Linked DNA regions of Homo sapiens: region 1 is linked to region 2. A link is a loop called in an ENCODE intact Hi-C map of the cell type or tissue named here. Cell type or tissue: A673. All regions are shown on one strand. Each heading gives the region's core, and the rest is flanking DNA. Links, peaks and the distances in the headings are about the cores only. Region 1 has its middle 340 kb from the start of LINGO2. Region 2 has its middle 410 kb from the start of LINGO2.

Region 1 (4,402 bases), core at 219-4,218, 69 kb after region 2:
TTTTTATTGTATAATTCCAGATTATTATGAAGGAATAAAGTATAAAATACAAAATACAAAGGAAATTGTGTAATTTAAAAGACATATGATTATCAATATAAAAACCAAAATGTTAATTAAAAATTAATTTTAACTTAATGTAAAAATTTAAAATTGATTAAAAATTAGCTTAATGAATGAAATGGTGAAATAAATTGTCTGTATAAAGTAACAAATGTACAAAGTAAAACAAGTTTACCATAGTTCCAAGATCCAAATGACAACTAGAAATAAGTATCAATAAGTATATTGAATCTGCATGCAGAAAGAAATAAAATCATTGAAATATCAAAAACTAGAAACAAATTGAAGACTTAAAATGTTTTGATGAGCAAAAGTTACCAGATACATTTCCTTTAAATAATACCTGAAAATAGGCAAAAATAATCCCTGGTGATAAGTGAGAAATAATTTGTTTTGGGTGGTTGTGGAGGTGGCCTTGAATTAACTGAAACTGAGCTAGAGGGATATTCCTGGGTAACAGATGTGTTCTGTATCTTGACTGGGATGGTGGCTGCAAAGGTTCAATTATCAGAGCACATCAAGTTGAATATTTAGGAGTTGTGCATATCATAATATGTGAATTATTTCTCAATTAAAAACTTAATGATTAATAATAAAATGTTCCTTGAAGATACCATTCATAACAATGTTTTGAGAAAATGAAGACTGTCTGGAAGTGACATACCAAGGGAGGGGAAGAAGTGGGAGTCATGTGCCCCAGCATGAAGAATTGTTTTATCACTGATATTATTTAGAATTATCAGTGTATGGCGATTAATAAAAGAAAGACAGACTACTAGTCAGTGCTTTTGTTATGTATATACATACCCATATATATATACAGACAATGCACCCTCTTATTTCCTGCACCTGGGTCAAAATGTAATTAAGATTGGAATTTTCCAACTTGTTAGTGCATAATACACAAACTTGAGTGAAAATGGTTGCAAAATATTTAACCAAAATTAGCCTTGAAGACATGCTAAATGATACCAAAACAAATATATTTAAAGAACAAGGTAGGAGAAAGAGCAAAAGCTTATAGAATAAGTTACAAAGTACAAAAACCAGAAGCGATATTCCAGAAAACAAACAGACTTTATGAAACCCAAAATCATCTCCTATCTGTGAAGACTCAAGTCTGCTTGAGTGGCAGAAAGCACTTCCAACTTGAAGGAGTAAGTCAAGCAAACCAAAACCAGAAATGCTTGGAACACCTGCAGCCATAAATACTGGTATATTCCAGGAAGATGGGATCATTAAATATTTCTAGAAAAAGCTCTTTTATATCAAAACCTGTTTTAAAGCCAGTAGCATTTGGCAAAATTTCCTCCTTCCTATCAAAAAATTGCCAACTTTAAATCTAACTCTCAATAGTGATCTTAATTCCTAGCTGCTTTAAGTGGAGCTGGAAATAGTATTTACTGAAGTACAGACTTGGTTCAGCTACTTAAAGAGCTTTCTGAATTTCCGTCCTTCCAGTATGTGTTTCATAAGCCTTTTTTATTTTTGGTTACCTGACGGTTGTTTCTTTCCTTGAAGTTGAAAGGGCCTAATGAAAATCTGAACCAGATTTCAGATGGTAGGGATTGACATAGGAGTCAAAAAGACTAGGCTGAAAAGTACTCCCTTTATTTTTTGTCCCAGGTTTATATACATTTCCCCAAATCTGAGCAAATACACACTTGCCCAGACAGCTTCTCCTGTAAGCCTCTTCCTTTTCAGGAACCTTCTGGGATTTGTTGTACCTTTTCTTGTCTTCCTATGTGTTAAGCTTAGACTCTTATGTATGTTTTCAGCCAGAATACAGGTTGTTTTTGGAATGGAATGAATTTCAGTTCCTTTTGCTTACCCTTTCCTCAAGCTTTGCATCCCAACAAAAGAAAAGAATTGTAAAATATTGTGGACAGAGAAGATAGGTGAGTGGAGGCTGATCCCTGATTCATTGTTTTCCTCAGGAGAAATGAAGCAATTGAGTTTTTATAAAGCGGAAATGACTGGCCCTGGGAATTTAAAATCTAATCAATGTCTATTACTATCCTTTTTCTAAGAACAGCAGAATACAGATGAGGTTCTCAAAAACATACATAAAGATCTACTCGAAGTATTTATGAGTTTTATATTTATCAAAATCCAAAATAAAATTGTAGAATATTTCTACCATTTTATTCTTAAAAAACTTATTTTCTCCTGCTGGTAAAGGCTTACTAAATAAAAATAAAATTGTATTAATTTATCTTGAGAGTTGTAACAATTTACCACAAACATAAAATTTATTTCTCCCCTGCTGTTCTGGAGGCCAGAAATCTAAAGTTTCACTGGGTTGAAATCAAGATGTTGGCAGAACGGTACTCCCTCTGGTGACTCAAGGGGAGAATTTGTCCCTTGACTCAGCATTCCTTGGCTTGTGGCCACATAACTGCAAAATCTGCTTCGGTGGCCACGTTGCCATTTCTTATCTGACTCACATCTCTTTCTGCCTTTCTCTTAAAAAGAGACTTGTAACTGTAATTCAAGCCCTACCTGGATATGCCAAGATACTGTCCCATCTCAAGATACTTATCTCATTTTTTACCATATAGGGTAATAGTCACAAATCTCAAGGATTAGGATGTGGATCTCATTTGAAGAGCCATTATTCAGTCTGCCTCAACCATATTTTGAAAGTTTAGCAAAGAAGAAGTATTTAGACATAGAGAAAAATAAATTCAAGTACAATGAATATTTTAGCAAACAAGACTAAATGGAACTATTTAAAATACTTGAAAAGAGTAATGTCTTGTTTATATTTTTGTTATGAGGTAAAAAAAAAAGCTTAAAAGCTTTTTTTTCCCTTTTGTTCAATAATAACTGTAGGACTTTGGTTAAAGAAAAGTATCACAAATAGTCTTAAATCTGAAAATAAGCTGTATTAATTGCAAAGTTAGAATTAGAAGTTTATCAGAGAAAGGTGGTAGACATATTTTTGTTTTGACAATTTTATCAAACAATTTTAAAATAGCTTCGTCAATCCAGACTTTTACTCACAATTTAGCAATGCATTTTTTAATTGAAGACCATAATATTTAAAAATATTCAGTGTAGATTAGACTGAGATAATAATGGAACTTTGAATCTGAAATGGAACCTCTTAGCTAAATATTGGCATTAGGCCCAATCCATTTGAAAAACATTTTCAAGTAACCAGTAGACTATAATTTTCACCTCAGGAAACATACTTCCTTCCTCTTTCTTAATCTTTTAGATTTCTATAAAGTAAAATAGTCAGAAATGTTATAGAGTTTTGGAATATAATGTGGGTTTTTATGAAGAAACCTTAGTGAGTTTTAAGATACATCACATTTTACAAGCTTGTCAGAATTGTCATTTTCCCTTTCCAGTGAATACTAAAGGAAGGTAATGGATGGTGGTTATAGTCTACTTGAGTAATCATCATGTTTCATAGTTAAATGATAAAAAAAAAATGCTGCTGGAAATTAGCTACTTTGGATAGTTCTCATTTAAAACTCAAAAATTTCTTTGTTAGTAAAATTTTTCCTCCATATCATATACTGAGTACTAGATAAAACCAATAAGCTTAGACCCTTATGAGTTTTACCCCTAGAAACTAGCCTTTTTTTTTTTTTTTTTTTTTTTTTGAGACAGAGTCTCGCTCTGTCGCCCAGGCTGGAGTGCAGTGGCGCCATCTCAGCTCACTGCAAGCTCCGCCTCCTGGGTTCATGTCATTCTCCTGCCTCAGCCGCCAGAATAGCTGGGACTACAGGCGCCCGCCACCACGCCCGGCTAATTTTTTGTATTTTTAGTAGAGACGGGGTTTCACCGTGTTAGCCAGGAGCCTTTTTTCTTTAATAACCATATTAAACCTCATAAACAGCTTTATGTTAAAATTCCGTGTAAAGATTTTGTCTACTGTCAGCTTTTCACTGTTAAAGAGTGCAGCTAATGGCAATTGATTAGATTTTAAATATATAATTTCTTAATTTTAAAAAGAAAAATTTGGAAATTAACTGGTTGAGTTACTAAAAGTTGTAGCACCATTAACTTAAAAGAGTGACTATGTGTTCATCATATCAAAGTTGAAGCATTCCATTTACTTTTAAACATAAATTGAAAATGAACAGCTTCTACATCCAACATCTTGACATTTTATTTTATTAGTTTTGTTCTTCAACAAATGCTTATGGGTTACTCCTAAGCATAACGAAAATAAGCGTGATCACTTGCCCTAAAATAATTTACAGAATATCAAGAGGGTAAAAGCTGAGCATAACCAGCTGTCATACAAATTAGCTGTGATCACTTAGAAATACGATAGACTCTTGTATTAGAGTTAGAAAAAAGTAGGAATTTTGTTAGCCAA
Region 2 (4,402 bases), core at 166-4,165:
GGGCATCTGATGGTCAGCATGGAAACAGGCTAATGCTCTGCTGCCTTCTAAAAATTTAATAATGAAAACAAAGATTTTCAAATTGCATATTTACCATTACAAAGAGAACAGGAGAGGAAAATATAGTGGATAAAAGATATGAACAAATTTTTAATGGAATGTGGATGAGGCATTAGCACATTCAGGAAGCTGATTGTCAAGTGCCTGCAGAGGACAGTGCAAATGAATAGCAAGAGTATTAATAAACTGCAGAACTTTGAAAAGATTCAGAAATAAGAGGCACTGATGTTATGAGGTGCGCTGTATGTGTGGAAGTGGAGACTGTACATTACATGTGGGGTTAAAATCAGAAGACTTGATCAAAAGTATGAGCCGGGCGCGGTGGCTCACGCCTGTAATCCCAACACTTTGGGAGGCCAAGGTGGGTGGATTACGAGGTCAGGAGATCAAGACCATCCTGGCTAACATGGTGAAACCCCATCTCTACCAAAAATACAAAAAATTAGCCGGGTGCGATGGCACTCACCTGTAGTCCCAGCTAGCCAGGAGGCTGAGGCAGGAGAATCGCTTGAACCTAGAAGGCGGAGATTGCAGTGAGCCGAGATCGCACCACTGCACTCCAGCCTGGGTGGCAGAGCAAGACTCTATCTCAAAAACAAAAAACAAAAGTATGCTGTGAAATAGATACATCCCCAGTTTGCTTCCTCATTCTATGCATCCCAGTAAGTGTTCCCAAACATAGGTTGTTTACCAAGGAACCGAGAAAATTGAATCAAAGACCCTGGCCACTGGCCACTTCAGAATGAGAGAGAGCTGCACGCAAAAAAAAAAAAAAAAAAAAAAAAACCAAAAAAAAAAAAAAAAAAACAAACATTAAGTGAAATTCAGGTTATGGGATGGTAGGACTTCCAACCCCCTGGAACACGATTAAAATTCTAGAATCCTGGCACCCAAATGTATACACTCCAAGCATGAGATAGGTGGATCCTGCTATGAAGACACTGGATAAACCTAGTAGGAAAGATTCATATATGCTCTTATTTAGAAGTCCCTCAAGTAAATAGATGGGTCTGCCATCTGCCTATTTGATCTTTCTGCATAGAAAGCCACCAGTTGACAATCTTCTTTCCCCAACCAACACAGAGCTTCTATCAGTATATTAGTGTCCTGTACTTACATATGAAATGTAACATAAAATGCAACATTCATGTCCATGTGTATGTGGTGGGGAAGGAAGATTTGTGGGTATCCAGCATTTTGAAAGACGGAGACAAAAACAATGAGAGGAAAAAATAGTAAAACTAGGAAATTTTATTATATCAAAATATATCATCTAAATATGTGAGGGGAGAGAGAGAGAGAGAGCGCCCAGAGCCTGCATCTCCATTTCTAGACTGGACTCCATGACCCAGTGCTCTAGGACTCCCTGGCCTAATGACTGGGAGCCAGCCTTCATATTCTGCTGCTTTTCTTCTCTGGGTTGTTCTCCAAAGGCAAACCATGTCACAATAGTGGTAGTTACTTGCTGATGGTGGAGGTACTGTGTGCAAGGAGCTTGAGTAGGTTGTACTGAATCACGATGGTATGCCTAGGGGGAATACCTAGGCATACATGTGCTGTGCCCTAGATGAATTCAAGATAGGAAGAGAGAAATGGATTTGGCTAAGAATCTGGAGCTAGTTGTTTATTCTCTTAGCTCAGGCACTGCAATTTAACGTTAGCCATGGGGCCTGTATTTACTGCTAATAAACCTCATGTAACTGAATGTGTGACCCACGGCAAATCTTTTAAGCTCCATGGACCTCAGTGCTTTCATCTGTAAAAATGAAGAGCTTGAACTTGATCTCAGAAGATGCTTCAAGCACTAACATTTTATTATTTTTTTCAATTCTGTTGATGCTTTATCTTTTGTACCCCCATAACATATAGCTATTTGCAGGGTCACAGAAACAATAATTTTACAGAATGTTTCCGATTTATTTCCGAAAGACATTGTTTAAACACACATAAAGCAGCAGATTTAAAGTCACTCCTGTGCCTTTTATTTTTCTACCCCCTTTAGAAGCCTTTACCTAGGTGAGCAATAGAGCCCCCATTGACCAGAGGGGCATCTGGCAGTGACTCAGCATTCTCTGGTTCATTTTTTTTCTTAGATGAAGTTAAGGTGCCAAATCTAAAACAATTTTCCTATGCGAGATTTAGCATGGAAGGAATTATTGAAACCACAGGGTGGAAATTAATGATTAGCTTGAGATGCCATTAGCATACCAGCAGGAGAAAAGACTAAATGAGCTATGATCTGAAGTAAAATATGTCATCCTGGAAATTGCAAGTGATATGATGGAGAAACAATGCTGGGTAATAGGGAGGAGAAGAAATGAGCTATTAGACTGAGAGGCAAGGAGACAAGCATTTAAATTAAGAGGACCAGACAAGGAGACAGCTTGAGTTAACGTGCAAGATCCCAGACTAAAAGACACTGTGGTTAGTGATTGCAGACAGGAAACAATCCATCAACTGAGGGAGAATGCAGCACTAAGGACACTAGGCAAGGAATATGATACAAAAGTACTTTCCTACTAGGATAAAATAAGCAAACATAAAATTCATTCTGAGCACTTCCTTCCTTAAGCAATATTATTAAGGGCTGCCAAAAGCAAAGTCTCACTACTCAGAAAATTACTGAGAAAAAATGAGGTAAGGAAATATGAAAGAACTGAGACTAATGGATAAAAGTTAAGGATAATCTAGAAAAAAGTGAAAGCCAATCTTCATCATATATATACACAATTTATGTTTATGTATTTATAGAGAACTAACAAACTTGCACTGAGCAACCTTTTTTAAAAATCTACCCAGGCTTGGCCGGGCGCGGTGGCTCACGCCTGTAATCCCAGCACTTTGGGAGGCCGAGGCGGGCGGATCACGAGGTCAGGAGATCGAGACCATCCCGGCTAAAACGGTGAAACCCCGTCTCTACTAAAAATACAAAAAAATTAGCCGGGCGTAGTGGCGGGCGCCTGTAGTCCCAGCTACTTGGGAGGCTGAGGCAGGAGAATGGCGTGAACCCGGGAGGCGGAGCTTGCAGTGAGCCGAGATCCCGCCACTGCACTCCAGCCTGGGCGACAGAGCGAGACTCCGTCTCAAAAAAAAAAAAAAAAAAAAAAAAAATCTACCCAGGCTTATGGATTCAGCCAGATCACCTCATCAAGAACTGATTCCTTTCTATGATTTTTTTTTTGCCGGGAAAAATGTGAGTTTTGTTGTGTATATACCATTGTTACTTTCACCGTGATATGCAAGCTTTGACTATAGCATATCGTTATACCCTATGTGTCTGACCCCAGGAGACTTGGGTGGGGAAGAGGAAGAAATATTTTAAGCTTGCAGCTAAGCCAGAGGAAATGGATATTAGATTTTTCAATTTTGTGTGTTTGAGAATAGTTAATAAAACTAAGAAATTAGATCAGTCTCTTTGGGAGCATTTTTTTAAACTATGAAATACAAAGCTATGGGTATGGATACCGAACCAACATTTCTGAATCCCACGAATTTCCAGGTTTAAAGTTGGGTTACAGATCACAGCAAATTCTATTTAATTTACACCAATCCTAAACCCAAAAAATCAGATTTGCAAATCTCAGAACCTCTGTATCCAGACATTAAATATTTTTGCTGGTTGCTTGAAAATTGAGACTACTTAATTTTATTCCTAGCTTTTTTATATTAAGCAACAAAGAATTAAAGGTTATCAAAATAATCATCAATATAATTTTTTAAAGCTAAGCCTTAATTTGTCATTAGTAGTTTCAATCTGTTTTATTCATAAACAGGCTTTTTGTTTTTAAGTTCTATTTTCAAAAATCAGGGCTACTCATCAGAGATGAGTGGGAAACAGTCTGTTTCCTTATGTAGTCACACATTGATATGGGAATCAACCTTTTGCAATGAGTAAGTTCAGTGAGAAGTATGCTGCACTATTAATGCATATCAGAAACAGTGAGGAAGCTAAGATGACACCATCAGCTTTTTTGGGTGATAAAATAATTCTTCGCAAAGAAGATGCCTGAGCTAGAACCTGGAGGATAAGCAATGTTTGCCAATTTGTCAAACTGTAGGTCTGTTAGGGCTGACACCAGCATCTACATGGGCTTGTTAGTTTAAAACAGTCTGGCCAGTGGAACTATAAATGTTTCGATATGGTTGGAGCTTAGACTTGAGGAAGACAGCTAATGAGCAGTAGGTAGGGGCTTAACCAATATTAGAATAATGAAACAACACAAAGATATAATAAAATTACCTACTTGCCTGAATGTACCACCAGTTTAACAAGTCAGATCTTATTTTATTACAAGAGCATGTGAGCTGCTTTATTCTACCTGATTTGGTATTGGTGATCAAT

The links. Hi-C counts contacts between places; a loop is a spot of excess contacts. Peaks named below come from ENCODE experiments on the same cell type or tissue, not always from the same donor. Only the 100,000 strongest peaks of a DNase experiment are listed, where the experiment ranks them.
Region 1: it touches region 2 in a loop (5-fold over the local background); 1 of 110 quality-filtered maps calls a loop at or near these places.

Annotation. Positions count from the first base shown.
Region 1 is chr9:29,554,604-29,559,005 of GRCh38, reverse strand. No RefSeq gene overlaps it. Among named protein-coding and RNA genes, the nearest start is that of LINGO2, 340 kb to the right of the region's middle. In A673, for the core only: no CTCF peak of the experiment used is centred there; DNase peaks (open chromatin) are centred at 2,065, 2,435 and 3,315; H3K4me3 peaks cover 326 bases; H3K27ac peaks cover 3,163 bases.
Region 2 is chr9:29,623,476-29,627,877 of GRCh38, reverse strand. No RefSeq gene overlaps it. Among named protein-coding and RNA genes, the nearest start is that of LINGO2, 410 kb to the right of the region's middle. In A673, for the core only: no CTCF peak of the experiment used is centred there; DNase peaks (open chromatin) are centred at 1,747, 2,447 and 3,267; H3K4me3 peaks cover 408 bases; H3K27ac peaks cover 607 bases.